2 separate regions of the Homo sapiens genome follow, and region 2 is linked to region 1. Evidence: chromatin loops called from intact Hi-C (ENCODE). Cell type or tissue: PC-3. All regions are shown on one strand. Links, peaks and the distances in the headings refer to the core of each region. The heading gives the core; the rest is flanking DNA. Region 1 overlaps FARS2 (phenylalanyl-tRNA synthetase 2, mitochondrial). Region 2 overlaps FARS2 (phenylalanyl-tRNA synthetase 2, mitochondrial).

Evidence for each region. A loop is a pair of places that touch in the nucleus more often than their neighbours do. Peaks named below come from ENCODE experiments on the same cell type or tissue, not always from the same donor. Only the 100,000 strongest peaks of a DNase experiment are listed, where the experiment ranks them.
Region 2: it touches region 1 in a loop (2.5-fold over the local background); 2 of 110 quality-filtered maps call a loop at or near these places.

What each region holds. Positions count from the first base shown.
Region 1 is chr6:5,529,862-5,545,669 of GRCh38, forward strand. It overlaps FARS2 (phenylalanyl-tRNA synthetase 2, mitochondrial), which reads left to right. Exons shown (of 7, transcript NM_006567.5): 5 at 15,319-15,479. Among named protein-coding and RNA genes, the nearest start is that of FARS2-AS1, 80 kb to the left of the region's middle. RefSeq lists enhancers at 1-129, 11,601-12,800. In PC-3, for the core only: no CTCF peak of the experiment used is centred there; a DNase peak (open chromatin) is centred at 8,390; H3K27ac peaks cover 1,141 bases.
Region 2 is chr6:5,664,766-5,680,573 of GRCh38, forward strand. The region is part of intron 6 of FARS2 (phenylalanyl-tRNA synthetase 2, mitochondrial); the gene reads left to right. It overlaps LOC101927950 (a long non-coding RNA gene), which reads right to left. Exons shown (of 4, transcript NR_110842.1): 3 at 3,272-3,348; 4 at 220-693. Among named protein-coding and RNA genes, the nearest start is that of FARS2-AS1, 210 kb to the left of the region's middle. RefSeq lists enhancers at 452-1,651, 7,977-8,973. In PC-3, for the core only: no CTCF peak of the experiment used is centred there; a DNase peak (open chromatin) is centred at 7,996; H3K27ac peaks cover 1,257 bases.

The DNA of each region.
Region 1 (15,808 bases), core at 7,133-9,632:
CCTGCAACCACCACATAAATAAGCCCAAGCTAGCTGGTTGGATGATGTAAGAGAACCAAACTGCCCCAGCCAGCAGGCAGCCAACACCAGACATGTGAGTTCCGGCAGGCCACATATGCATGAGTAAACCCAGCTGAGAGCTGAAGAACTTTCCACCTAAGTCCAAAGGGCCAGCCAACTTTGAGCTAAGTGAATAGTTGTTGTTTTAAACCACTAAGTTTTGGGGTGGTTGGTTTTACAGCAAAAAATAAATGATCTAGAGGAGCTCTGAAGTGAATAAGTAAGCATCGGGGTCTCCAGATGTGTCACCTGGAGAAGGACATCATAGCACTTTTGTAGTGTTACAGCTGGGGTCCAGAACCTGAATCCAATCATGAAGAAATATCAGGTAACCTCACATTGAGGAACATTTCTATAAAACAAGCGGCCAGGATTCTCCAAAATGTCAATGTCTTATAAGATAAAGGAAAGCTAGGGAATGGTCCTAGATTAATAAAGACTAAAGAGACATGATATGTAAGTACAATATGTGATCCTCAACTGGATCCTTAATGGGAGGGAAAAAATGCTACAAGGACATGATTGGCAAAAATGTCAAAATTTGAATATGGATTGCAGATAAGGTGGGGTTATTGCATCCATGTGAAATATCCTGAATTTGATAACTGTACTATGGATATATAAGAGAATATCTTTGTTCTTGGGAAGTATACACAGAAGTATTCAGTGGTAAAGGAGCATGATGTATGTAACCTACTCTCAGATGACTTAAATTATTGTAATATTTAAAAATATATTTATATATTTATATTTATAAATATAAAATATATATAACAATAACAATATCTATATAGCTATATATTTGTATTAATATCAAATATATAACTATATATTTATATATAAATATTTCATATATTGTATAATATAGAACTATATATTGACAAATATATCAATATATAAATGGAGATATATTTATAAATATATCAATAGATATATATTTATACTTATATATCAATGGATATATAGTTACAATCTATGTATAACTATATAATGTATAAATATATAATTAAATATATAATTTATACATAGATTATAAATATTAATAAATGTCAATATAAATACAGGGCTGCTGATCTCCAGCTTTTTGCTCCTGGTCACATGTTAGCTACTGCAGCTCCAGGCATTATATTCTTGAGTGATAGCATCTGATGTGGGAAGAAAGAAGGAAGTAGTTCAGAAGGGCCTTTTTTTCTGAAAAGAAACTCTTGCCTATGAGCATCCTAGCAGATTTTCACGTATATCTTATATTTTATATCACTCACATCTCATTGGCCATGCTCTCCCCTCAGCCAGTCACTGGAAAATGGTGGGGAGTGGGAGTCAAGCCCCTGCAGGGGGTGGTGCATCACTGTCCAAACTGCAGAGAAAGAGGGACCAACACTTTCTACACATTCCATGTAAGGAGGATTCTCACTGCGCAGGACCGTTGGGAATTGCTTCATGCACTGCTCATTAGCACGTGCTTCAGACACTGCAGTTTTCTTTATTAAACTCCAGAGAACCAAAATCTAGGACTCAGGAAGGAAAGGGGATGGTCCAAAGTGAGTTTTTTTGAGATGGTTGTGAAAGTTTTTTGCAGTAAGTTGATTAGAATGCCATCCAGCTCAGACCGTATTAAAGAACACTGCTTGTAAGACCCAGAGACTCTCATCCACAGTCTGCTCTGTACCATGAAAAGCTTTCTTTTAAAAGAGAGGTCTGCCTTTGGATTAGGTGAAGCACTTTTTGACAGAGTGTTTGGGGCCAAGGATATATACAGCTGGAGAAATGTTTCAGGCAGGAGATTGATCTTTGGGCAGAGCTTGGAAAGTCAATCATCCGGTGGCGAGTCTCCGAGGAAGCAGTTCAAGTATCGTGACTGGAAAGCAGGGGATGAAGGACTACATGCATGGTTGGAAGAGAAGAAATCGGAATTTACCTAGCTGTGCTGACCTTTCTAGGCCTGCTTCTGGATGTGCAGTGTCTCAACAGGATACTGCAGTGCTTTTATTCCTGCATGTCCATCATTGTAACTAACAATCAAGGGACGTGGATGCCTTCATTCAATACCACTGCTAACTACTAGACCCATCAGTTCACTCAGTAGGTTTGTGTGTATATTACAGTCAAATCTAGCGTGAAAGTCATTTTGGAACGATAAAACCCAACATTCAGAAGAGAAATCTACTGTTATGTGAGCACCTACCTACACAAACCATTTTACTGGCTTTCGTGGAATAATTATAGTCAACCAGGAAATCAGCAATGACAACATAGAAAGCACACAGATGTCAGTAGCACTTCCTGATGTTTTGAAATACCTTGAACATAGCCGTCCTCAGTTAATGTTTCAGCATGAATCTAGGGGAACATCTACTGGGTGTAAACTTAAAGTCAAAACATAAATTCAAGTCCCAATGTTTATGTGATCTTGCTCGAACACTGTTTATCTTTTCAACATAGATGATACCAGTTTGACATTTCCCATAGGAACATTGTGAGGATAAAACTCAAGATAATATAGGTGAAGTTCTTTGTCATTGGTGAAGTTCTGTAATATATGAATGTTGGCTGGGCGCAGTGGCTCACGCCTGTAATCCCAGCACTTTGGGAGGCCGAGGCGGGTGGATCACAGCGTCAGGCGTTCCAGACCAGCCTGGCCAACATAGTGAAACCCTGTCTCTACCAAAAATACAAAAAATTAGCAGGGTGTGGTGATGGGCACCTGTAATCCCAGCTACTCGGGAGGCTGAGGCAGGAGAATTGCTTCAACCTGGGAGGCAGAGGTTGCAGTGAGCCAAGATTGTGCCATTGCACTCCATCCTGGGCAACAGTGTGAGACTCTGTTTCAAAAGTAGTAGTAGTAATAATAATAATAATAATAAGAAGAAGAAGAAGAAGAAGAAGAAGAATGTTAATTGCTAGGTTGTTTTAGTGTTCCTTGTAGCAGTTGTTTTGGAAACATGCGAGTTCATTAAATTGAAGAATTCCTAGAAGTCAACCCTTTTGACAAGGAAGGAAAAATATACTTACAATAATACAAAACTTTTTTTTTTCAATATGTAGTAGTTCAAGCATTTCACTTGTCTCTTGTAACAAAACAACCTATGAGGAGAAACCTGAGGATGCAGGGGCTGTTTGCATTTCCAGAGCTCAGTCATTGGGGAGGAAAATAAAATAGAAAGACAGAATGTTGAAGCAGAAGTGGTGATAAGATCCTGGGCCTCAGGGGACTTGCGACGCTGTGCCTGCTGGTGCCCTGTATACAGTAGAACTCAGCGAATGGTGACCAAGGTAGGGGTCAATGAATAGAATATTCACTTGTTTCTGTTACTTTGTGTGTTCCAATTCTCTCCTTTCTGAGATATCTTTTCAGAAATGGCACCCCCAATATCACTACTGTTAAATATCACTTTATAATATGATAGATAAAATCTCTCACAGATACAAAATTAAAGAAAGTCATCACTTGTATTGAAAACTTAAAGTATGAAATTCTTCGGAATACTATCCATTTAAATTAAGTAAGTAAACTAAAAAGTGGGAAAATCTTGAAACCTTTCCTACCATACTATTCTGTTGTTTCTTTGCAAATATTTACTGAGCACTTGCTATGTGCCAGTGTTCCAGCCACTCGAGATGGATCAGTGACGAAAACCAGTGAAGATGCTGCCCTCATGCACTGCAGGCTAGCAGGGGAGTCTGAAGGTCAACAATAAGTAAATGAAAAGGCTGTAGCGTATTAGAAGATATTTTCTGAGGAAAAGAGGGCAGAGTTGAGGGGGTTTGGGAGAGTAGGTTGATGGAGAGGTTTACAATTTTCAAGTGGATGGCTGGGAGACCTCACTGAGAAGGGGATGTTGAAACAGGGACCTGAAACAGATGGAAGACCGTTACCCCGGACATGACTGCCCCAAAAGGGGTGTGACATTGAATGTACCTGTATGTCTCAAGGCTTTAAGGGGACCCGGTGGCAAGAGGAGAGAGAGCAGTTGGCAGATACCTTTTGTTACGCTGTGAAATGTTAAGCAAAATTATTCTGCAGTAGTTTGTATTTCCTTAAGGAAGATTTAGAATAGAACCTTAGTTAACTATTTCTAAACTGAGCCAAATCATACACTGTTCAGAGCTGGGAGGGACTTGAGACACCCTATCATTGCTGTTCTTCATTTTATGAGAGAAAAAGCTGAAGTCCATTGAAATGATTGGTGGTATAATGGCTCAATTAGTGTATCTCAGTGTTTTCAGAGACAGATGTGGTGATGAGAAAAAATATATGTATGTTGTTTTCCTTTCAGAAAGTGACGAACACATGAAAACTTTCTTCAAAATTTTAAATATCTACATCCTCTGAGATTTTATTTTTTTGTGATAAAATGTTACATAATATAAAATTAGCCAGTTAAGCCATTTTAAGTGTACAATTCAGTGGCATTAATAACATTTACAGTGTTGTGCAACCATCACCACTATCTATCTCCAAAATATTTTCATCGCTTCCACGAGAAACTCTGTACCCATTAAGCATTAACTCCCCATTCCATGCTCCCTCCAGTGCCTAGTAACCTCTAATCTGCTTACTGTTCAAGATATTTCACGTAAGGGAAAGCTTAGATTTTTTTTTGCCTGGCTTCTTTCACTTAGCCTGTTGTTTTTGAGGTTCATCCATGCTGTAGCATGTATCAGAACTTCATTCCTTTTTAGGGCTGAATAATATTCCATTGTGTGTAAGTAACATATTTTGTTTATCCATTCATCTGTTGACAGACACTTGAGTTGTTTCCACCTTGGGACTATTGTGAATAATGCTGTTATGAACATCGGTGTGCAAGTGTCTGAGCTCCTTTACTCAGTTCTTTTAGAGATACACACACAGAGGCATATATACATATATAGAGACACACATATGTATACACACACATGCACGCACACACACGCACGCATACACACTTGCACGCGCACACACACACACACAGAGACTGAGAGAGAGAATTGCTGGGTGATATGGTCAAATTCGTGTTTAACTTTCTGAGAAACTGCCAAACTGCTTTCCACAGCAGCCGCGCTACTTTACATTCTCAACAGCAATGCACAGGGTTTCAGTTTCTCCACATCCTTCTCAACACTTTTTATGATTATTTTCATTATTATAACCACCCTAGTAGATGTGAAGTGGTATCTCATTGTGGTTTGTATTTATATTTCCCTGATGACTGATAATGTTGAGTATCTTTTCATGAGCTTATTGGCCATTTGTCTATCTCCTAAAATTCTGTCAGTAACATTTTATAGTTTTCAAGGTACAAATATTTTGCCTATTGTTCCATTTATTTCGAAGTACTTTATTTTTGATGCTTTTGTAAATGCAATTGTTTTCTTAATTTCCTTTTCAGATTGTTCATTGTTAGTGTATAGAAATGTAAATATGTGCAACATTTTTATGTGTCGATTTTGTATCATGCAACTTTACTGAATTTGTCTATTAGTTTAGACAGCTTTTTGTGTGTGGATTCTTCAGGGCTTTCTACATATAAAATTATGTCATCTGCAAATAGAGATAATTTTACTTCTTCTTTTTCAGTTGGGATGTCTTTTATTTCTTTTTCTTGCCTAATTTCTCTGGTTACAACTTTTAGTGCTATACTGACTAGTAGCGGTGACTGTGAGCATCTTTGTCTTGTTCCCGATCTAAGTGAAATTTATCTAAGTGGAATGAGTGAAAAGTTTTCAACTTTCACCATTGAGTATGATGTTGGTTGTGGGTTTTTCACACATTGTCTTTATTTTGTTGAGGGCATTCCCTTGTATTCCTGGTTTATTGAATATTTTTATCATGAAAGGGTGTTGGACTTTGTCAGATGCATTCACTGTATCAATTGATATGGTTATGTGGGTTTTATTTCTTTTATCCTATTGTTACAGTATATTACATTGATTGATTTTTATATTTTGAGCCATTCTTGCTTGCACTCCTGGGGTAAATCCATTTGATCATGGTATATGATCCTTTTAATGTGCTACTAAATTTGGTTTGCTGGTAATTTCTTGAGGAGTTTACATCTATGTTCATAAGAGATATTGGTATGTGGCTTTCTTGTAGTGAGCCCCTGTGAAACTATCTTTACTTTAAACCTCTAGTTTTAATTTATCTTTTTTTTTTTTTTTTTTTGAGACGGAGTCTCACTCTGTCGCCCAGGCTGGAGCACAGTGGCGCGATCTTGGCTCACTGCAAGCTCCACCTTCCGGGTTCACACCATTCTCCTGCCTCAGCCTCCCAAGTAGCTGGGACTACAGGCTCCCGCCATGCCTGGCTAATTTTTTGTATTTTTAGTAGAGATGGAGTTTCACTGTCGATCTCCTGACCTCATGATCTGCCCACCTCGGCCTCCCAAAGTGCTGGGAATACAGGCGTGAGCCACCGTGCCTGGCCTAATTTATCTCTTTAATTTTAATTTATCTCTTTGGTTTTAATTCATCTTTCTTCATTCTCATGTTATAAGTTCTGAAAAAATAGGAGTGTCTGCTGGGAATGTCCTTCCTTTTTTATAAGTAAGTCAAAAATAAGCTCTGCCACTTATTAGTATGGTGAAGATAAAAAAGCAGAACCCTATAAGGAGGTCAAGAATGCAGAATATTAATATGTTGATACTCTAATCCCTTTACATTCTCATTCATAGCCACAAGTACAATGAAAATCAAAATAAATATTATATTTCATCTCTGAAAGATTGATGTGTTTGGACCTGACCAATGTAGCCTGGTGTCCATGTAGCCTGGTGTAAATTATGTTCTCAAGTAAGGATTTTACTCTGTCTCCAAAAGGTTAAATAGGTCACTGATTAGAATTATAGATAAAAGAGTACTTGTCTTTCCAGGTTTCTCAGGAGAGAATGAGAAAGATCTTCTCACTGTAGAAGCTTCTTTGAATAGGCACAAGAAGTTACATCTGGCTTCACTTAAACACCACTTGCCTTACAACTTGTTCTAAATCTTCAGAAAGGATTAGTCTGAAAAGCTAATTTTGTTGGAAGTTGAGAGATAATCATGTACATTTCAGACACTGTTTGAAACTTAATTTCCCCCCACAATTACTCACCTTCTAGCGTTGACTGATGAAAGTATAATGGTATAAAGGTACCCTTTTTTTCTGTGGCTCAGGATCATCACACACCCTGAGCTGAAGGCATACAGGCTGCACTTGCCTTGATACAACCCAAGTACACTGCTGCTTGCATATAGACCCCAGTTTCATATTCCACACCTGGCCATTCTCAGCTCTTTCTCCAGTTTTGAAGTGTACTTTTCCTGCATGATGCTGTACAGGACTAAGGACTCTGGGGATAGAGGTTTGAGAAGTATCCCTACCCCTTCCCCAGTGCCTTCCACAGACAGCACAGACATCCTGTGCCTTTGAAGGGATGGCATTGAGCAATAACATTTATTTTTAGTCTTGCCACAGTGCTCTTTGCTCCCTCTCCACCCCAGACCCTACACAGAGCTGCGCTCCTGTTGGAGATGTCCCAGGCCTCCTCTCGAGTTGGAGATGTCCCGGGCCTCCTCTCGAGCTGGAGATGTCCCGGGCCTCCTCTCGAGTTGGAGATGTCCCGGGCCTCCTCTCGAGTTGGAGATGTCCCGGGCCTCCTCTCGAGTTGGAGATGTCCCGGGCTTCCTCTCGAGTTGGAGATGTCCCGGGCTTCCTCTCGAGTTGGAGATGTCCCGGGCTTCCTCTCGAGTTGGAGATGCAGACAAGAGGCCACATGCAGAAGCACTGTGCTTTGGGCTTTCCTTTGCAAATGCTTCCCTCTCTGACGCTGTAGAGGCAGAGCTTGTAGAGCCAGCTGCTGCTTAGAAGGGTCGCCCTGTGGGATTAGAATCTTTCAAGTTCTAAGATAAATTTTGTTACTGTCCTTTCACACTGATAACTTCTCACTGTCCTCTTTTCTATTGCCATTCTCCTCCTCCTCCACTTTCTCCTCTCCTTTTTTTTTAAAGTTTCCCTTCTCTGGATTCTTCTCTTACATCTTTTGCTTCTGTGCATAGGCTCGCCCTCTTAGGAAGATTTTCAACAATTATAAATACAAAAAATGTTCTTGCATGGGATGCTCAATACTGTACAGACTTTCATTAGTCAAAATGCCTAACTGCTTCCAATCCTGCATATTCTGTCTAATTGGGAACATTCCTCCACAGTGAGTTCTGTACTCTGGTGACTCTAGTTTACTGGAACTCACTAGTTTTGGAATGAGGCAAAAAAAAAAAAAAAAAATACTGCCTTAAAACCCTGTCAGACCTGGGTACTTGGCAACAAATTACAGCTGAGGAGTGCCAAAGACCTGAAAATTATACCTACCTTGGTTGACAGTACCTTTAAGTGTCTATGTATTTATGACTCACTTTCTTCCATAAAGAATTTGAAGTGCCTTATTAAAGTACATACCCGAGGATAAAATAAATAGTTGAGATAATCAGGGCAAAGAGGAAATGCGGATAAGAAAATAAAACTGGAGCAAAAGTCACAAAGAGAAATGTACCCTGAACAGTTGTGCAGTTGTAGAGGTGGCCTCCAAGGTTGCCTCTAAGCTCCGATGGGGCCAAAGTAAAAAGTGAATTTTGACCGATTATGTAGCACATGGCATCCTTAAAATTAAAAAAATCCAGTTGTCAAGAAAAGGAAGCCTTTTCTGTTCCCAAGATCCGAAGTCATTTTCTTAAATCTAAGATCAATTTATTTCCTGAAGCCTCCTACAGAAAACTATATGATAGAGTGGTCACGTCCTTCACAGGAGTCGCCAGTATTGTCTTACTGATGGAATAGGCCAATGACACAATGCAGGGGTGCGATTCAGAAGAAATAAATCGAAAGGGAACCAAAACAAAATGTTTTAAAGGTAAAATTTGATGCAACTCAGCAAATGGACACCGTATCCTTTCTTGCAACCCTCCATGAAAATTGATTGTCACAGGCAAACTTTTTATTAGGATGATTATGCGAATGAAAGGTTGTAGGCAGTGGTAGGCAGCTGAAGTCCAGTTGCTCTCTGTTCCCCATGAGGGTCTGGTCCATAAGCTTTGACACACAGGTGGTGGGATTTTATGTGCCCGCGGGAATGACCCCCTCAGTCACCTCAGCACTGGGTCCTCTCAGGTAGAGCCAGTCTCCTCTCTTTAGAAGAGGGTGTCCCTACTGACAGCCACATGGGACTGAGGCCCTGGAGTCACGCATATCCCCAGCACAACCATCAGCCTTCCTTTCCCCCATCAACCTTTCAGTGTGGTCCTGCCAATCATCCACTTAGGCCAGTGAACATTTCTTTTTTTTTTTTGAGACAGGAGTCTCGCTCTGTGGCCCAGACTGGAGTGCAGTGGCACGATCTCGGCTCACTGCAAGCTCTGCCTCCCTGGTTCACGCCATTCTCCTACCTCAGCCTCCCAAGTAGCTGGGACTACAGGTGCCCGCCACCATGCCCACCTAATTTTTTTTGTGTATATATATATATATGTATATATTTTTTTAGTAGAGACGGGGTTTCACCATGTTAGCCAGGATGGTTTCAATCTCCTGACCTCGTGATCTGCCCGCCTTGGCCTCCCAAAGTGCTAGGATTACAGGTGTGAGCTACCGCACTCGGCCAACCATTTCTACATTTCTAATAAACCAGCTCTAGAACATCTGACTTTTAGCAGTGTAGCTTTGCAGTGAGCCTTCTGAGAAAAGCAATTGGAAGTTGTATTTGTGAAGGTAACTGTTTTTATCTTTTCAGTGAATTCTTGGATATTAGCCAATGTGATTAATGACTTTAATTTTAAGACTCATTGATGTTAAGCCATTCTGTATGGCAGTAATGGAATGGCAGGAGCAACTATCTCTTGTGGCCATTTCAAATGCGAAAAACTGAATTCTCATCATCAGCATTACTCCCAGTGTGCAGCTTACCTCGTCACACAGGACAGCCCAGCCTCCCCTCGCCGTGTTCTGCAGATGTGATTTCCAGCTGGCGGTGCTCCCTCTGCTCCGTCTCACCCTGCTCCATTCAGAAGACGTGCCACATCAGTCTGGAAAAGCAAGTCCTCCTTTACTCTGAGACATATTACAGTGGAGCCTAGACTGCCATCATCATGGCAACCATGGGGCTCCCTCTTATGTGAAGTTCGTTCGCCCTTTACCTGAGCCATGTTTTTCACCTGTCCCGCTTGGCAGTGCATGCGTGGGTCCGGCCTCTTCAGGACTGCTGTGCTTGGCAGCTCCCTGGCTCAGCTGGGAGGAAGATAGCAAATGGGAAATTTCTCTGTTTTTCCATAACTTTATGATAATTCGATTTTGGACTCATACCTTTATTTCTTATTGTTTCTGATATTTCTATTTTGACAAACATAATAGAATGTAGATTTACCTTTTAGATGGTATTTATTCCCTTCAATGCTGTTACTTCTGAGCATTTTGTGATCATTTCCATTTCTCATCTGTGAAACTGGTATTCAGTGTCTAGCAAGCAATGAATGAAGCATTTAGTGCTTTTTTTCTTCTTCCGTACGCCTTTAGCCTCCCAACCCTTAATTGTGAACATCGTGTAAACTTTGCTTTTCAGAACACCAGCCCTTTTTTGCTTTTCTCTGAGACATCATTCATTCGCACTGTCGTGTCTTCAGCTTTGTGCTGTGAGAGTGACTCAAAGAATCCACTGTGTGGGAAGCACATGTTCTTCTCATTAGCACAGATATATGTCTAAAACTCGTTTATGGAGTAGTCAATACTGTGTATGACATTGTGTAGGGACTGTTTTCTCAGAACTCTCAGGTTTAGATGGGGAGAGAAACTTGTAAATGTGATAGTTGCTAATAGAAATATGTACAGCGTGTTTGTCACGGGGAAATGAAGGTAAACTTAATGCTTCAGGGTCAGAGGAAGAATCTCACAGTCAGAATACTTCAATGAAGTTTTAGAGGACCATGACAGGTTACTTTAGGAGAGGGGCAAGTGTTAGGAAGATCCGCTATATTATGACAAGGACATATGATGTTTAGAGAACTGTGGATAATCTGAGGTGGTGGGCCCAGCACCAGGTGTGAGGGGCCTTTGGTGCTGTTGTTAGGGGTTATATTTTCTTTCCCAGTCATAATTCTCAGCTTGCAGTCTGCAGATTCCTAGGGGGTCTATGGATCAGCACTTAGAATATGTAAGAGTTTGCTATGGAACGTCTTAACTTTGTGGGTTTAAATATATATGTAAGCTATATTGGCATGTTCTATATCATTTAAATCATTACACCTCAAAGTGTGGTGCTCAGAATGGTGCTGATCCACAAACTATCAGTTTCCAGTTCACAAGGAGATAACCACAGAGGCTGAGAGTAACCGTTGAGAAACTTACAGCAATTTGACTTGGTACTGCCGTGTCATTCAAGTGTAGTATGTTTGAAATGCCAGTTTGTTGAAGTAGTATTACACACAACAGAATTCATACTTTTAAAACATAGCTACATGAGTTTTGAAGGATATATACAGTCATGTAAACACCCCACAATCAAGATAGAGAAAATTTCCATCTCCTGGAAAAGTTCTCTTATGTCCTACCAATCTGTTATCTGTCTCTATAGTTTCGCCTTGTCTAGAATGTCATGAGAATTGAATTCATATTGTAGATAATCTTTAGTGACTAATCTCTTTTTGTTAAACATAATTCTTTTGAGATTCATGTATTTTGTTCTGTATAGGAATAAGTTATTTTTATTACTAGGTCATATTCTGCTATCAGAAAAGGGTCCTGATCCACACCCCAAGAGAGTGTTCTTGGATCTCGTGTGAAAAAGAATTCCGGGCAAGTCCGCAGTGTAAAGTGAAAGCAAGTTTATTAAGAAAGTAAAGAAACAAAAGAATGGCTACTCCATAGACAGAGCAGTGGCATGGGCTGTTCCACTGCATAATACTTAGGGTTATCTCTTGATTATATGCTAAACAAGAGGTGGATTATTCATGAGTTTTCCAGGAAAGGGGCAGGCAATTCCCAGAAGTGAGGGTTCCTCCCCCTTTTAGAGTATATAGGGTAGTTTCCAGACATTACCATGGCATTTGTAAACTGTCATTGTGCTGGTGGGAATGTCTTTTAGCATGCTGATGCATTAAAATTAGCATATAACCAGCAATGAGGAGGACCACAGGCCACTTTTGTCGCCATCTTGGATTTGGTGGGTTTTGGCCTGCTTCTTTACCATATCCTGTTTTCTCAGCAGGGTTTTTGTGACCTGTATCTTGTGATACCACCCCTGCTGACCTCCTATCTCATCCTGTGACTCAGAATGCCTCACCTCCTGGGAATGCAGCCCAGCAGGTCTCATCCTTATTTTACCCAGCTCCTACTCAAGATGGAGTCACTCTGGTTCAGATGCCTTTGACAATTCTACTATATGGATATACCACAATTTCTCCATTCACTGGTTGATGGACATTTTGGGTGTTTTGGGGTTGAGCTATTCTGAATTAAGCTGCATTGGACTTCCAGTGCACATGTTTCCATATCTTAGGTAAATACTTAGGAATGGAATTGCTCTGTCATATGCTAAGTGTCTGTTTAATTCAGGGTTTCTCTGTTTCATGTTTTGGGTTGGATAATTCTTTGTGGTGGGAAACCATTCCGTCCATTATGGGATCTTTAGCAACATCTTTGGCCTCTACCCACTAGATGTCAGGATGCTCCCCACTCCCAGTTTTGATCACCAAAAATGTCTTCAGACCTTACCAAATGTCCCCTGGTGGTTAAGATGGCCCCCAGTTGAGAAATATTGGTTTATTGTAAAAAACTACCAAACTGTTTTTGAAACTACCAAAGTGGTTTTATCATTCCCACCCAATAATTTACGAGTTCTAGTTTCAATGTGTCATATCTTAATTTTTATTCATTTAAATATATTTTCTGATTTCCCTTGTGATGACTTCTTTGGCTCATGTGTTACTTAGAGAAGTATGTTGTTTAATTTCCCAATATTTGGGAGATTTTTCAGATATTTTTCTGTTGATTTCTGATTTATTTGCATTTGGACATAGAACTTTTTTTGTACAATTTCAATCCTTTTAAATATTTGAAATGTATTTTGTGTTCCAGAATATGGTCTGTGGTGGTGGATGACCCATGTACACTTGAAAAAAATGTCAATTATGTTGTTGTTGAGTGGAATGTCATGTGCATAATTTTATATGTGACCAAATTATCAGCCTGTGATGTGCTGGAAATGTTTAAAAAGTTCTTTGCTAATGACCAGTGCCTCTCCATCTGTCTGTAGCTTATAGCCTGTGTTCCCATTTGTCTTGATGATTGCCTTGATGCCAAGTGATAACCGCAGGTGCTGGTGTTTCACTTATAATGAAGCCTTTTCCCTCCTGGACTTTGCACACCTAATCCTGAAGCTCCATGAATGTTCTGGTTCAGCTAGAGCGAATGGGGATTTGTGAAACAATTATAAGGGTTTTCTGTTGTTGGTGGTGGTTTTTTTTTTTTTTTCTCACTCTGTGGACCAAGCTGGAGTGCCATGGCACAATTTCAGCTTACTGCAACCTCCACCTCCCAGGTTCAAGCAGTTTTCTTGCCTCAGCCTCCCGAGTAGCTGGGATTACAGGCACACGCCACCATGCCTGGCTAAATTTTGTACTTTTGGTAGAGACGGGGTTTCACTGTTGGCCAGGCTGGTCTTGAACTCCTGACCTCGTGATCTGCCAGCCTTGTCCTGCCAAAGTGCTGGGATTACAGGCGTGAGCCACCGCTCCTGGCCAAGTTTTTTATGTTTTAGGAAAACATTAAATGCAAGGTAGAAATGAGAACAAAATGTTTCTTGTGGCTCGTTGAGACGAGTCCTGCCTGTATCTCCAGAATCCACTCCTCAGCCTTCCCGTGCTGCATCCCGTCCCATTGCTACTGAAGAAACTCCTTCAGTCTGGAATTTCCTATCACTTTTCTCTACATTTTGAATCTGGATTAGTTATGTTTGTTTGTTTGCTTTTTTTTTTTTTTCTGGGTAACAAATTACACTTAGTGGCCTAACATAGCACGAATTGACTATATCATAATATCCTTGCATGAGGAGCCTGGCTATGGATTGATAGGGTCCCCTGATCAGGATCTTACCAGGTTGAAATCAAGGCAGAGGCAGGGCTGTGTACTCTGAAGCTGGGGTGCTATCATCAGCTCACTCCAGCTATTGGGAGAATTTGTTCCGTCCCACTGTAGAAGTGAAGTTCCCATTTTCTCCCTGGCTGCTGGTGCCTCTCTGAGCTCCTTTAGGACTTCTCAAGGGCCCGAGCCATGTGGCCTCTTCACAGCCAGGAGGTGGATCTCTCTCCAATCGGCCAAGATGGAGTCCTAGATAAAAAGTAAAGCAGTCACAGGCTTAAATTCCCATTGTGTTCCTAGATCCCACCCATACTCAACGGGAGGAGTTTACACAAGGCATGTGCATGCGGGGTGGGAGTCTCCGAGGCCATCTCAGCCTACCACAGGATCCTACTCATCTGTTAGTGTCCAGTTGGAATTATATCCTTTCATGAGCTCATTTCATAAGCTTTCCTGCAGTGTGAACTGCTCCTTTGCCTGCCTTCATTCTGCAGTTTCTATCTTCCCTTTTACACTGCCTCAGTTTGTGAAGTAAACCCTTCTAATTTATGGCACTGACACAATCTGAGCAGGACACTGTACCTTTGGAGTAGGTGGTGCTAGTTATACCCCTCGTCTGGGCCTGCTTGTGTTCTCTGCAATGCTGAAGTGGCTGTTGGTAAGAATAAGCATTATGGTGTTTAATAAAACTGAGGTTCTTAAAGGCATGACGTATGTACTTTCTTCATGTAAGTTCGTTCTAAACATGTTATGGCCACTATGGCATGTTTTGAATGTATCTCATTATCTACTACACTTAAGGACAGAGACCGTCTTTTCTTTCCACTCTGTAACCTATATTCAGTGGGCTAAATGTTTGAATCAGAGCAAGCAAAGACTACAGAAAAATCATAACTCAGTTCAGGAACCAGTGCTTCAGAAAGCCTAGAATGTAATCAGAAATGAAAGACAGTACTCCAGACAGTATGACTTCAGAATCCGTTCATGAGGGCAGTCCGGAATATGGAGATGAGAAAGCGTGGAAGATTGGGCACCCTCATGGATGTCTTTGTAGCGGCTGCCCAGTGCCTTTGCCCGCTGGTAGGCATCTAATTAGTGTCACTGATAACTGTCAGGGAGTGGTATGAACCTATCCAATCTCGATACTTTTTAAAAACAACTATTTTGTTTCCTAATCACAGCTGGTGCTCAAGACCGAATCGGCTGGGCTTTTGGCCTAGGATTAGAAAGGCTAGCCATGATCCTCTACGACATCCCTGATATCCGTCTCTTCTGGTGTGAGGACGAGCGCTTCCTGAAGCAGTTCTGTGTATCCAACATTAATCAGAAGGTGAAGTTTCAGGTAAGATGACTTGCAAGAACTGAATAGATAATAATAAAAATGGCTGTCAAGGATCGACAGGATCATGTACTTGAAAGCCACTGAATTTTATTTTATTTATTTTATTTTATTTTCATTTTACTTTAAGTTCTGGGATACATGTGCAGAACGTGCAGGTTTGTTGCATAGGTATACGTGTGCCATGGTGGTTTGCTGTGCCTATCAACCCGTCATCTAGGTTTTAAGCCCCACATGCATTAGGTATTTGTCCTAATGCTCTGCCTCCCCTTGCCTGCCACCCCGCAACAGGCCCCGGTGTGTGATGTTCCCCTCCCTGTGTCCATGTGTTC
Region 2 (15,808 bases), core at 7,034-9,533, 130 kb after region 1:
ACTGTGATCTCTGAAGATTCCTATGGGTCTATCATTCAGTAGCTCAAGGGCAGCTGGACGGAGAAGAGATTAGAAGTCTTGTTCCTGCTTCTTAACTTGTTCACAAAGATACTTCATTTTTATTATTTTGGTCCTGCCAGTTCTCTTCATCTGGTTTCCTGTATCCTTTCATATACAGTGATGCTGAGGCATTTTTTCATTTGTTTGTTTTATTTGTTGTTTTAAAGAGAAAAGGGAGTATACTTGTTGCTTCAGGGCAAAACAAAGACCAGTGGGAAGAAAGTTATCAAAGGTTGATTTCAGCTCCTCACAAAGAGCTTTCTAAGGACAGGCTATTTGTGAAGGGACTAAATGTGTTTAAGTAGAGCTGGGCGGTCACATGAGACCATTGTCCTGAGGAAGCTCACCCAAAAACCCCGATGGCCAGGATGTTGACTGATGGCTCACCCTGGAGAGTTGACATCTGGAGCCTCCGCTGACAAGCAGCATGGTCCGCTGGCAGGTGAATAGGGGCCATGGTTCTGCGGGCTCTCTCCAGGGGTGGCTGAGGCTGGCACTCCACAGTGCTGCTAAGCACATGGGTCACAGCTGCAAGAATGCTGGGGTATGCTGACTAGGCAGGTGTGCGGAGGTCACGATGCAGCTCCATCTTCAAAACAGGAAGCATTTCTCGGAGCTGTAGTCTCACAGACTCTAGAGAGATTTGAGAGGAGACTGTCAGAGAGACACAGAGGCCTGGGTGTGTGTGGATGAGGTGATTTCTAACCGGTTGATAATAAGGTAGTAAGCTTTATGTTTCTATCATATTTATTTCCCCCCTCAGATCAGGTTGTCTGAGCCAGAACCACATATCCCAGAGCAGGCATGTTAGTGATCTGGGATAGAGAGAAGGACGTTCTAAACAATGTCTGGAAACATAAGGGGCTGAGATGCATTTAGCCATTTGAAAAGATAATGGAAATTTCTTTCAACTAATTCCTTTGAGGTTTAACTGTATAGTATTGCCTTTTTCATCCTTTCACAAAACAGACCCTGGAAGGACTCAAATTGGTAAGTGAGAAGCCAGTTACTACCAACTACTGGGCAGCTTCTTGGCAGGAGGTGAGAGCTTTCTGCTTCCTTTTTAGGACAATTCCACCCTTCCTTGAGTGGGAGGAGTTGGTGAGGTGGCTGAATGTCATGAGGGTTTGGAGAGGAGGTGGCTGTAATCGCACAGGCACTGGCATTGAAGAGACCCCGGGAAGGGAAGTACCTCTGGCTCCATGGCAGGATCTGGAGGGAGGAAGGGAAGATTCATAGCATAGCAGGTCTAGCGTACCGCACTTGAAAAGACTATGGTATTTATTGGTTCATTGAACTCAACTAAACCCAAAATACTGGGTACCTCATGTGTGCAGTTCTTAGTGCCAGGAATGATGGGCTGTGTAAGGAAGAATCCAGTAACTCCCTCAACTAACTTAGAATATTTATTTCCTAACTAAAAGAAACATAAGTAAGAGTCAACAATATTGTTTGTTTTGCTTTTTATGTAGTGTCAGGCACAGAAATATGCTCAGTAAACACTTGCTGGTTAATGGCCACTGCAGGTCCCTGAATTTGCGTTGAGTTGAAAGAAATGCCACCAACCTGCCCCTCCACTGCCAGGAGTTCAAGTCAGGAGAGCAGCCAGCCTGACTATAGAAGAACTACACAGTGCCTAAAGTTCCAGGAAACCTTCCAGTTGCAAGGAGAGAGAGCAGTGCTATTTTAATAAATAGTACATGATAGTTTTGCTGTATACCAGGCCTACACAGTGCTAGACACTGGAGGCAAAGACAGACAAACAGACAAAATAATTAAAATGTGGTTAAGATCATATCCAAATGTAAATTAGGTCCACCACTGTGGAAAACAGTGTGGCAGTTCCTCAAAGACCTAAAAACAGAACTAACATTTGACCCAGCAATCCCATTGCTGGATATACACCCAAAGGAATATAAATTGTTCTATTATAAAGACACATGCACATGTGTATTCGTTGCTATTCAAAATAGCAAAGACATGGAATCAACCTAAAGGATCATCAATGGTAGACGAGATAAAGAAAATGTGGTACATATGCACCGTGGAATACTATGCAACCATACAAAAGAATGCGATCATGTCCTTTGCAGAAACATGGACAGAGCTGGAGGACATTATCCTTAGCAAACTAACACAGGAAGAGAAAACCGAATATTGAATGTTCTCACGTACAAGTGGGAGCTAAATGTTGCAAACACATGGACACATACTGGGGCCTATCGGAGGGTGGAGGGTGGGAAGAGGGAGAAGATCAGGAAAAATAACTAATGGGTACTAGGCTTAATACCTGGGTGACAATATAATCTGAATACCAAACCCCCATGACACAAGTTTCCCTATATGACAAACTTGCATATGTACCCCTGAACTTAAAATAAAAATTAAAAAATAAAAATAAAGATTAAATTTGGCTGGGCACAGTGGCTCACGCCTGTAATCCCAGCCCTTTGGGGGGCCAAGGTGGGCAGATCACAAGGTCAGGAGTTCGAGACCAGCCTGGCCAATATGGAGAAACCCCATCGCTACTAAAAATACGAAAATTAGCCTGGTGTGGTGGTGCATGCCTAAAGTCCCAGCTGCTCAGGAGGCTGAGGCAGGAGAATCGCTTGAACCCAGGAGGTGGAGGCTGCAATGAGCCGAGATCACGCCACTGCACTCCAGCCTGGGCAACACAGCAAGACACCGTCTCAAGAAAAAAAAAAAAAGATTATATTCTTTGTTGAATATAACAAAGTGAATATAAACAAAATGAAAATTTGGGGGAAAAGTAAAATATCATTTGGCATTAAAGATAACCCCTTAAGAAAATCACTATCAGTACCAAACATGGAGCCATCCAGCCAAACCCATAGAATTCTAGAACATCAGAGCTGGATAAGCCCTTAGAACAATCTGTCCAAATCTGTTATTTTGCAGAGGGGGAAGTGGAGACCCAGCCATGCAAAGGTATTAGCAACAGTTAGTTTACATTTCTTTCTGGCTGCATTTACAGTGGGTAAATACATCTTAACTTTAGTGGGTTGAAAAAGACAGGTGCTATTTCCTCAAACAATATTTTGGCTGCTGGTGATCGACTCTTAGAGCAAGAGAAACACTTTCTAACATCGATGTGGGATTTTGTGTGTGATGTGTGGGTTTCCTGAGCTGCTGAGCTTTTCCACAATCTCCTGCTCTATTACTTCGTAGCCCACTTTCCTTTAATACCCACCGTCAGAGAGGTTCTCTTTACCATTCCTCTGCTCAGCTCCTTCAGAAGTCTGTGTACACCGACAATAAATGGTAGGTCTGAAAACAGATGAGAGGTTTTTAAATTTGAAAACAGATGAGAGGCTTTCTTCCCTCAAGGGATGATGTGGGGTTTAGTAGCTTCAGCTATGTTGAATTTTACTTATAAATGGTGATGACTTGCTTATAATGTGAGGTTTATTTTCTGTTTTATATGTATCTTATAAGCAGCCACATGAGCAAATATTTAATTTATTGTCACTCTTGTACTGTTGGACAGCAGCAGCTCATGTGAATGATACTATACCAATTCAAGCTCGGGAATGACTATTGGACACCCAGCACACTGTTAGGGTTATCTGCGTGTGTCCATGTGATACTGAAATGGCTGGTCCCCTGGTCAAATAGCCAGAGAAACCAGAGGGAAAGTGAATTCCTGAACTTCATTCAATTAAATGAATTGAGGTTTAGATGTTTTTTACTGTTTAATTCAGGCGAAACATTTGTTATTCTTTATGTAGAAACAGCTGAGGCAAAAATGGATGGCTTAGAAGGAATATCCAAGTTTGAATCCAGGTTTTACCTCTTCATTGCTATGTTACCTTGAGCAAGTTTCTTTTTTGTGTGTTTGGGTTTTTTTTTTTTTTTTTTTTTTTTGAGATGGAGTTTGTCTCTTGTTGCCCAGGCTGGAGTGCAATGACGTGATCTCGACTCACTGCAACCTTCGCCTTCTGTGTTCAAGTGATTTTCCTGCCTCAGCTTCCCGAGGAGCTGAGATTACAGGCACCCACCATCACGCCCTGCTAATTTTTTTTGTATTTTTATAGAGACGGGGTTTCACCATGTTGGCCAGGCTGGTCTCGAACTCCTGACCTCAGGCGATGGACCCGCCTTGGCCTCCCAAAGTGCTGGGATTACAGGCATGAGCCACCACACCCAGCCCACGTTGAGCAAGTTTCTTAACTTCTCTAGGCCTCAAGGGCTTTAACCACTTGTAATGATGATAATAGTGCACAGTGCTTTCAAGGTTATATTTTAATAATCAATATAAGGTACCTAGTGCAGTCCCTGAAAAAACAAACAGATGTTAATTCCCTTTCTCCTAAGAAAGTAGTCCTGGAATGGGAAAATAGGAGCCATTCCTTGACACGGAGCAGACGTGTTATCCTGGCCTCCTATGCCATTGCCTTCTGTGGTCAGTACTTGAACATTGTGCCCTCGGATTCCATCAACAGATCCTGAGAAACAGAGAAAGTTGCTCCCGCAGGTCCCATAGTAAGCTTGTTGAGTGTTGTCCATTCCTATCACTCAGCCCACCTCCCCCCACCCCCCCGCTGCCTATAAAACCTTTTGTGGGAAATGTTTTAAAAATTAAGCACCAAGGGTTAGTGTGCCTCAAGATAAGGGTAAATTTGACCTTAAGGGTTTTGTAAGTGACCATTTTTCCTTCACTGTGGCTGGGGAGAGCCACCGTATACGTCAGCCCCCAGGGCTTGCTGTTGTGTTGCTCTTTTCCCTGATCTCAGTAGTCCTGTACTTGCTAATATTTTCGCTCATCATATTGCAGTGTATTAGGAGAGGGCTCTGATGCTGTTCTGTGGTATTATAGGCCCAAGTCAAGAGCTCCCAAATCCTGCCCTGCTAGTCATTTGGCCTCCTGATGGCAAACAGAGGTCCTGAGATTCGGAGAGTGAAGCGGAGTGGCTGCCGGCACCACCTTCTCACCTGCAAGAGCACCCAGAGCCTTGTCCGGAGTTGGGCTTATTGGAGGAGCTGGTGAAGGAGAAGAGGCTGAGTTGGCTTAAGCACCCCTTCTGCCTGCCTCTAACCCCACACCTTCAGATCCCTTTAGCTGCTTGCACAGCTCATGACCTATGAACGGGGGTGGGGAAGAAGTAGGCAGAATGGAGTCTGACATGAGAAAAGTGTCAATAACATCCCATTTCTTGTGTTGATTCTTGATTTCTGTTCATATTCAAACATTATTTTGTTGTATATTTTCTTTCGTAGGCCTCCTTAAAATTCTCGTAGAATGAGGCAAGATATAAACACTTACATAGAAGTTAACAGCAGTGTGTTAATGATATATGCAGCCAAGCATAGGCGCTTATGCCCAGAGTGCGCAAGTATACAGAGGACATTCAGTGGCCAAAGTTGGCTAGAGTTGCTTTGGTCCTTGATCAAGTCCTGTTTAGATTTCTCCACCCAAATAAGTTACATCAATACTGACTAGATAATACATATTCAACAGGCAGTACACCCCCTGATCATTGTGGATATCACAATTCAGGAAATCATTTACTTACTAAACATTTTTACTTACTAAACATTTACTTACTAAACTTTTGTGTCCCCTACTAAACTTTTAGCTTCTAGAGAGTAGAAACCATGTCCTGTTGTTCTTTATGCTTATAGTACTTGGCCCACAACTGATGCACAATGGATCACGAGGGGTGACTAGATAAATGAGAATTTTTTAATGGCAAGATGATTCAGAGCAAATGAAATGTAGAATATCATAATATTTTATAAGGAATGGCATTTTGGGCAAGTTATTACTTGTACGTACTTTTAGAAACAGTCTCTTCCTCTAACCAAATGCTTCTGAGTAGGATCCTGCTTTAATGGATAGAAAAACATGAGTTCTCATTAGTATGCACAGCACTGAAGCCCAGTTACATTTTTTTTTTAAATAAGCACACTTTTTAAGTGCTGCCATGCAGTGTCATCGCTCCAAAAGCTTATCACATTGTTCATTTTCTTAGCAGGCTCAGTTCTACTGATGGTGTAAAGTTTCAACCGGGGCTCTTCATAATTATTACGAATTCTTAAGACTGAAATCAGGTGGCTTTTTATTTTTAGTGTCCTTATTGTGCTCACTCAAGACTATATATTCAGCAGTGTGCAGTCTATGCCTGACTGTATAAAAGACTGGAATGTTCACACACTATAATGAATAATGAGTGTCAGTGAACTCATTACAGTAAATCCTTAGGTAATTACTTTCTGCCTTAGTTGGGGGACTTATGGTAGCATAAGCTAAAATTATTTCATCTCCAGACAAACCCTGAGGTGGCTGTTGGAGTTAAATATAATTCATTTGCAGCATGTTTATTATAGTTAAATTTAACTAATTTAGGGCCTGTTGCTGGCCAGAAGCTGAGGAGGAGGAAGTTGCAGTGTCCATGAGTACCTCAGAAAAATGAGGCTTCATGGCCGAGCTTTCAGAGCATGACGTAAGAGTTACTCCCACTCTGTCTCTGCTCTTCCTGTCCCCAGAGCTGGATGGGTTTGTTCATGAAAGTGATTGGCTAATGAGCTCTTCAGGCATAGGATTAATGTGGTGTAGCAAGAGGAAGTCTCAGCGTTGAGCTGGGGCTCTGCTCAGTTCTCTCCTCTGTTTCTGCCGGAACTTCCTGGTGTTACAGAAAGAACTATGGTGTTCAAGGTCACTGTTGTATGAATGGATTTATCAGCAGATGGTGAGGCTCCCCCTTCTCGTGCCCCATTTCCACTCAACACTGTCGGGCCAGTCTGGGCGTTATTTCTTCCTAAGCCTTCCAGCCTGGAAGACTTAGCTCTGGAAAAAATAGGAAAGGACTTACTCCAAGAACCAAGCACATGTTTACAGAGGATGGTTTAACCTTTAAAGATGTTGCCACTGAAGAGTTTTTAGATTAGATTTTGCCTCATGAGAGCTCTTCTGAGCTGGATGGCTTGCTCTACCAAAGATGTTACAGGGACACCCGCAGGAGAAATCGCATCAACGCGGGGAGGTGAGGCTTCTGAGCCATCGCTTGTGTCTAAGAACATAAGCCAAAAATCACTGTAGGGGGACTGTTCCCCAGAAGACAGGGACCTTGCCAGGAGAGGAAACACAATTCCGATCATCGTGAGGAACGTGCATTTGCGGAAGACATTGTCCTACTTTTCCACAAAAATACCATGTCTCCATTCTGGAAATATGTGCACTGTGCTAATTGCTCAAGAGAAGGTAGCAGTTGGAAAAAGTCCAGAGAAGGATGAGTAGATGAACACAGGAATCAGTCGGTAGCCGTGGGAACAGCAAAGCCCCTTCAGTGGGAAGGCAAGAGTAAAGAGAAGACAGCACTGAAGTCTGTGGAATCTAAAGCGGCTTTGGTGGGGTTTCCTCACCGACCCAAAGTGCAGAGCTAGCAGGGTAGGCACACCCACCCGTGCCTGTGGTGGCCCGCCCTAAGACTCTATCCAGGACAGCCACCTCAGCCTCACTATCCCCTGGCCACGTCCTGGCCGTTCAGTCCCACCGTGACGCAGCTTACAAGCTGCAGAACCGTCTGCCTCTCAAGCCAGTGTTCCTCCCACTGTACCACAGTTGCTTCCGTTGGGTCCAGACTCTTCTGAAAACTCCCCTTTTCAATTTTACTCAAACAGATTTTGGCCATGGAAATGGTTTGTGACTTTAACGGGCAAGCTGTGATATAAAAAGTAAACCATGGGTTACATAACTTCAGGGGCAGGTTAACTTTTCCAGAATTCTGGTCTCAAAGTAAAGATTTAGATTTAGTTGAGGCTATAAAAATTCAGGAAAAAATAATAAAGCATTTCTACACCTCCCTCCTTCCCCTTGCGAGCCCCCCTTAAAAATAGCATCTGAAGTTTCATTGTAGCTGAGTCACTGCTTGGTGCGATCTAGGGCTAGGCTGCAACTGGACCTGTCAGAATGAGGCCACAGTGATTCATGATGAAGCTAAGTTTGGTTGCCACTGACAACATGTGTTCCTCTCTGTTCTTTCCCTGGAGTTTGGAGACACTGTATTTTGCCTTTGGATTAGAAACGCCTTTGAGTGGTGAGAGTAATGGGATGAGATGGGCCACTGCAATTAAAGAGCCCTCTGGGCCCTCTTTCTGTGACACCCTAGCCATTTGTTAGGGGAAGGTAGGAGTAATTAACATAACCAAAGACCTTTGGGGCTGTGAAGGGAATTTATCTCCTCTGCCTTTGCAGTTTAGCATCAAGTCAGTCTACCAACCAAGAGCCCCCCAACACCTTTTCTGGGCCCCAAACTGTGCTTCCCATTGAGGAAAGGCAAATGATAGAATATGCGGTCCCTACCCTGAAGGAATTTGGGGAAGCACAAACCAATTAGAGAAGCACTGTCTACTTCCCACGTTGATTATAATCATGTATGTGTCAGTTTCCACGTTTGCGCCTGGAGGGCAGAAGCCACAGCTGGTTTTGCTGTGCATGGCACCTGTGTTCCTGGAGCTGAAGTGAATGGGTCCTGCCTCCAGCACCTGCTTCCCCACTTCTGCCATCAGAAAGACTCGTTCGGGAAAACATTCCTTCATTCCCTTCCTAGGGCACCACAGTTAATAAGGCCACAAATTTGGGCCTGTCCATCCTGGTGCAAGTATCTGAGGAAGCAAGAAGAGATCCGGGTTAGCAAGGATACGATTACAATGCTTTTATTTTTTTAATGGGACTTGGGCGGTGAGGAAATTCTATGTTCCCCGTCATTTATGCAGACTCCAGCTAAACGTATGCTAGTTGAACTCATGCCAGCTCTGTGGAAGTGAGGGACAGATACAAGAAACATGGGAACTTTCCAAGAAATGAAGCTTCTTTGCTGCCATGTCGATGATGCTTGTTTCTGAGAAACTCAAATGTATGGAAGTGTAGAGTAGAGCTTCCCAAACAGGGTGCCGTAGTTCACAGATTTGCACACAGGGGTGCCAGCATAATGATCTCTGCAGCTCTTGGCACACCTTGGTATGTCTGGAGTATGAGATGGACTTAACATATGAATATACATATAAATATATATAATGTATCTGTACATCTTAGGGACTAGACAAACAAGGTGTTAAATGTGTTCCTCTCTGGATGGTAGGTTTATGGAATCCTTTAATCATTTTACTTATTTGCTTATTTAAACTTCTGAATCTGTAACAATTTATTGTGTGTGTGGAAGAATTCTTTCAGCCCAACCAAATACTAGCCAAAATATTGAAGTGGAAGGTATCAGTGTTCGGTGATCCAGCCAAAGGTTTATGTATATGTTTTATTCAAACACTGTCTTAGAAACCATTTGCCCTGAGGATGTGTCCTCTATTTTGTCAGTTTAAAAAGGATTCTTTTCAGTTAGTGCATTCTCATTAAAAAAAAAAAAAAAAAAAAAGGAAAGAAAAAGAAACAGTAAAGCAGATGTCACATATCAGAGAAATTGCCACATCTTGATAGATTCACACCATTTATTTTCTTTGCCTGTAAGCCTAATACTGGCAACAGCCCAAACTGCCAACTTTCTTCATTTATTGACATTCTTAAAAAGTTAACTTCCTGTCGAGGATGTTTTTGACAGGGATATTAAGAGAAAGACTTGTTGGTCAGATGTAGGTTCCAGCTGGCCACACTGTAAAGGCCACTGGGAATCGGAACCTTGGCAGATCCATGCAGAGGTAATAGTTTGGAAGTTGGGAATTCTTATTTCCCGGCAACTGTAGACAAGGAGCAATGATTTGCTATTTGTATTTTATATCGTATTACATTTGCAAAATGTTTGTGGTCATTCAAATTTGTTTTTTTTCACAGTACTTCTGTGAATGCCTGATTTCTCTTTGCCTAGGCTCTCAGATTCTTGAGGGGGTGGATGGAGGTGTGATATTTGCCTTCTTCTCACATAGGAATGCCTATAACCTAAATGAGATCAATATCATTTCGTTCTTCTGGGAGCAGTACTATTTTTGCCAGTTACCAACATTATAAAATACTTCCATATTTGGAACTGTGGCATTTTGTACTTGGAGGGATTTTTTAAAGAAATTGCCTGGTCTAGTTCCTTCATTATACAAATGAAACCATTGAGACCGAACAGGCAAAGGGAAGTTCTCAGAGTCACAAGAAGTGGTCAGTGGCCAGGCTGAGGCCAGACTGTAGTTTCCTTTTTACTACTGGTCATACTCTGTGCTTTCTACCAATATTTCCCAATTACTATGGGGAATTAATAAAAAATGTTTTTTAATCTGCATTTTTTGGGGGAAAGATAAAAATACAGAGTTTGTCACAACATAGGTGGTCAATAAATATTTGGTGAAGAAGGTGTTTGATAAAGTTGCATATATTTACCTCTTGAGTCAATAAAAATGCGTTATATTTGCAGATAGACACACACACACACACACACACACACACACACACACACACGGTGCTATGTAGTAGCTGGTAACCACATGTGTGCTGTCAGTCCATACAGGGACTTGATTGTCATGTATCCCAGTCTTTGTGGCTCTGTTCAAAGGAAGAAGCTCTGGGGAGGAGTAACAGAGAATTTTAGGAGACAGAGAAAATAGACTTCTTTTCAATGGAAACTTATCAGAATTGTTGAAGTGAGAAAGCCATACACATCTCTATGTGTATTTTGGTATCAGTGTAGTATTGTCTGCAGTAACTCTTTGTTTAGTCATGAAATATGTTACTTGCCATTCCACATGTACCCAATACAGTGTTAAAAAGAGTCCTGTTCAGCTAGGATAAATCACAGAACAAGTATAGTAAGAACATCACCAAGTAATTATACAGTATGTCTTTGAGATTTGTGTCTCCAAGTTTCTGAATATTTCATTTTGAAAGAGTAACTTAGAAAACGTAAAGAGAAGTTCCACAGAAGTGCCTGGGAGAGCTGATCTTTACCAAATTCAGTAAAAATTTCAGAGGTGAATAAAATAAACCTGGACAATTCATAATAACCTACAGAAGACACATCGTTTTCATTGTTTTCCATTGGCTAACATATCCGGTAGGAAGTTAAATTTCACTGTCTTTTGCATAGCACAGAATTTGTTTTCCTAATCACCTTTCCTACATATTGAACAACGTCTCGGTCATAATCATGGCATATGCTGCATTGAACCCAAGGTGAAAATCATTCTTTTTTTTCTCACCTGAGGGAAATTTCACTTTTTTTACTGAATGAAGGAAGCACTTAAAGTATAAATTAAAATAAAGATAACTACTATTAAATTTGGTTAGGCTCATATAAAAAAAAATAGTAAAATGGCAGTCAAAACAACCTGACTCAAGTTTGTGACAGAAAGGCTTAATTTAGCACAGCCCATTTATGTACGCAAGAAGCTTTTCTTAAGGACACTCAAAGATGTCAGCTCCAGTCCTAAAGGAAACACACTTGAACCGAGCGTGAGATGAATGAAGGGATTCTGCTCTTGTCTTTTATAGATGATTTCATTTATTTGATTCTTCTCTTTCCTCCTACATTCTCAGATTAGGCATGGCCTTCAATTGGATTTTGTATTCGTTAAATACAAACAGTACACATATTAGACTGGATACATATTTGCAAATTTGGATTTATATAATCTATTTTAAAATTATGAGACTAACGATATATTTTATTGCACATGCCTGTGGTGTCCGAGTCTGGGATCTGCTTTAATTCTCAATAACATTCAAATAAAACCATTGCAAAGAGCAGAGCTAGCAATAAGGACATTTACAATGTCACATGAAGGTGGACTGTATGCCACATGCCTTATAATCATATATTCAATGATTGCAAATAGGATTTTTATAGAAAGTGCTCACAGCAGTTAAAAGAATTATATCTGAAGTCATATTTCTGAATGTGAGACTTTCATTTTGTTTAATTATCTATTGAATGCTCCCAAACTTACTAGGACTTAGTGTGTGCTTTTATTCTATGTTAGAGAAAATCTTGGTAGTCAATCTCAAGTGTATGCCCCGTCTTATGACTGCGAGATTCCCTCTCTCATTCTGGTATTGTCCTGTGATATTTGCTGCTTTCTGCAATCAATATAGACAGACTTGAGCCAACTTAAATGTTGTCTCAATATTTACCTAGTACAAAGAAAATTCCATTTGAGAAAACCACAGAGTATAGTCATTCCTGGAACAACCAGGAGATGGTTATTATCATTGGAAACAATTATTTTTAAAAATCAATCTCAATTCAGAGCCATATGTGTATTTAAAGTGCCCACACATCTAAAACTGTTTTCAATTAATTTCATGAAATGTTATTTTTTCATTTAAAACAAACCAAAGATGATTAATTTTTATATAACCAAAGATGATTAACTTTCATATAAATTTGTGAATCATAACAAATTCTTGAGCAAACCATGTGTCTTGCTTTCTTTTTATATTGGCATGGTATAAATACTGAGAATCAAAGCAACCATAATTAAAAAGGCCTGGTCTGAAGAGGAACCGTAAAGTAGGTAAGGTTTGTGTTCTGCTTTCTTCTATCTCCTCCTAGCTCCCATTCAAGTTATTTCTTCCGGCTTTCCTCTCTGGCAAGGTACAAATGCTCCTGCCTCTGCCTCGCCCCTTCACACTGTAATATTGGTTAAAGAACTTGGCAATGAACCAGCGTAATCAAATTCCTCTGGCTAGACTTCTCTGGCAGTAGAGCATTTAAGTGTTCTGCTCCAAATACTTTCCAACAATCAGAACCAAGACACCTGTGTGGGAGCCAGTGCCACAGGTAAGTCCCTGTTAGTGACAGTGGCCTTGCAGTGATGCTTTGGGAAATTATCCTGGCTTCAATGAGTAGGACAGAGAGGAGTGGCTACCCAGCCCATGCAAAGCCAAGCAAGGGGCTGTAGTCAAAGAGTCAAAGGCAAGAGTCATTGTTCTTCCCTGTGAGCTTATATAACAGAGTGTGTGTTCATTTCTCACACATATAGTTTTATCTCGCAGCTACTTGAAGGGTTCACATGTCTGTTTGCTGACTTGATTGTGAAATTCCTGAGGGTAGGAATTATGTCTCATGCCCAGCACCAAGGAGGAGTGCAGTAAATGGGTGAGGAATGAATGAGTGAATGAATCAGTCTGTCAGGCAGTCTGTTAATGCAGATGGCAACAATGAAAGTATGGATTCGAATGGCATCTTTGAAAATTGCAAGAAATGGATGGATGTGGAAAACTGAGAGAGAAAACTAAGAGAAAAGCAAGAGAGATCAAGGCATCAAAGCCTCCGAGGCTTTGAGCTGAGCAAAACGAAGAGCCTGGGAAGCAGTCGTAGAAAGGGGGAACTCAGTGAGAAACCTCATGAGGGAAGCCAACACATAAACAGTTTGTCACAATCTCTTTCTCAAAGAAGCATCCTCTAAAAGGTGCCTGTGTTTCTAGCCTCCCACGTCCCCTCCCCTTACCACACCTCACCCAAGTTCCTGGAGGTCTGATAAGCAGCCAAGACTATTTTGTAGACTTAGCAGATGTCCATGTTTTAAGGGACATTTCCATCAACGCTTGAAGGTTGCCATCCTTTGTAGACTTGGGAGGAAAGGTGGATGGGAGGGAGATAGGAAATCTGAGCTGGTGCCTTGAGGAGACGCTTTGGCCTCCTGGAAGAGGGTACTTGTTGGCTGGGATTAGCCCCTCAGGCCATGGCTTCTTTCAGAGGCACTAAGTTTACATCAGAGAGGACATACTTTTATAGTCTGCATTGTCAGTGCTGCGCCCTCAACCACTGCTGCAGATAGCCTCTTACTTTATAAGTAAATAATCTCTCAGGGAAGAGATTCACCTCATTTCACACATAGCCATCCTTTGTAATACGAGGGCTGCTTGCACTCTTCTTGGCCTCTGGAGCTTCAAACATGTCTCATTCCCACATCCTTCAGAAGGGCCAAAGAGGGACCTACCTGGCTGAGTGGTATGGAAGCTAGGAGGGAAACACCCTGGTACGTGCTCTTTAAAGTCTGTGAGTTACAGAGAGAATATGATAAATAATTCATTTTCTATTTTAAGCCCCTCTTTCTCCAAAGTTTTGGAATGAGCTCTGTAAATTTCCCAAGAACTTCTCTGAAAGTTCTACCAGCTGACCGAATGCGGAAATACCTGCTGTGTGCTTCCTGGAGATTTTCCCCACTGTCTGTTTTATGACCTGGTGAATTAGGCTGCAGTCTTGTCTTGATCCAGAAGTGGTGCCCCTTGGATCAGAAGGAATGTCTGAAACACATTGATTTGTGGCTGGAATAGTAAGCTAAGCTCTAGGAACATCCTGCCAGAGGCTTGTCCTTAGGAAATAGTCTCACAAATTTTTTTGCTGGTGAAGAGATGACATGCTGCAATTGACCTGTTGAAGGCCAGAAAACCGAGGTGACAAAGCAAACCTCTCAGTTTCTAATGCTTCCTTCAGGCTATGCTTTCTAGGGGTGATACCCTCTATATCCTGAGAGACCTTAGCTGCACAAGACATTAAAACTTGGTCCTCAAAATGAGTGATACCAGCCTCTGGAACATAATTGCGACCAAAATGTGTCCTGGGGTCACCAGCCTCCTTCTACCCTTCCCTCTAAAATCCAAATAAAAACATTAAGCCCTACTGCACTGGCCTGCCCTGTTGAGTGCTTTTGCAGATTGCCTGGGGTTATTTATGTCCTCCTGCCTCCTCCAGCTCTAAATTCTGGCTTCAAGACCCTCCTCCATCACCCCTCTGTCAACACTCCCTGGGTTGTTAACATGTCCACAATACTGATCGCCTTACCTCCCTCTTTTCCCAGGGTCTCCTAAACAGTACAATGCCTTTCAAAAGAAATAATGGAGAGGAAACTATTAAAATTGAATTTCCACATTGCAGTTTTGACAGTTTATCAGTGATTCATCACCATAATCTCTTACTCTCCATCCTTGCCCTGTGAATAGATTCATACCTGGAAGCAGCCGTCTCTTTAGAAAAGCTTCTATCCTTTCCTGGTTTTTCCTGAGTGCCTGGTCCTCCCAAAACTCCTATCTTTTTTGTCCTGACTCAGAGGAACCCTCACTTCCCCCACCCCCACCCCCCAACGCACACATTTCCTTCATAACAACACCCTAGAGTGAGATCCTTTTACTTTCCGTTTTACTTCCCGGTTCCTGAGGGCATTACTTTTCATAAGAAAATTCATCAAAGTGTTTTCCTAAAGAGTTGTTCTCCCTCTAAAGTTGAATTTCATCCTCCAACCCAATATGGAAACAGCTATTGCCAGGTATATGTCCACAGCAATCTTTCCTTCTTGCTACATAATCACAGTTATTTTAATGATTATTTGATTTTCTACAGAATGTAGCGTAGCTCTGATGCTGTTAGGGTCTTGATGAAGGCATTAGAAACAATGCTTATGCTCAGAGCACTTGTGTGTGCTTGGACGTTGTGTGAATGTGAGCAAAGTTGTACTTCAGTGAAGGTGCCCAACCAACACTGAGACACATAACCAGGAAAACAAGGCTGCAGCTGATGGTCAGAGTAGCCACGGGTTAGGCATGAGTAGCCATGGGTTACGCATAAGCATCCACACCACCAGCTTGGGCAGCTGTCACCTGCCATTGTTTATCCACAGGGCCAGCTAGAAAAGGATTTCTGGTAGGCATCTCTATCAACAACACAGGTGAACATAGGGAAAACGCTAAATGAGAATTATGATCAACTAGAAATAAAAGGAAAATCAGTCCTCCCTGTATTTCCCATACAGCTGCCCCATCGGTCCTGCCATCAGCACCACATGAGGCGTATATGGA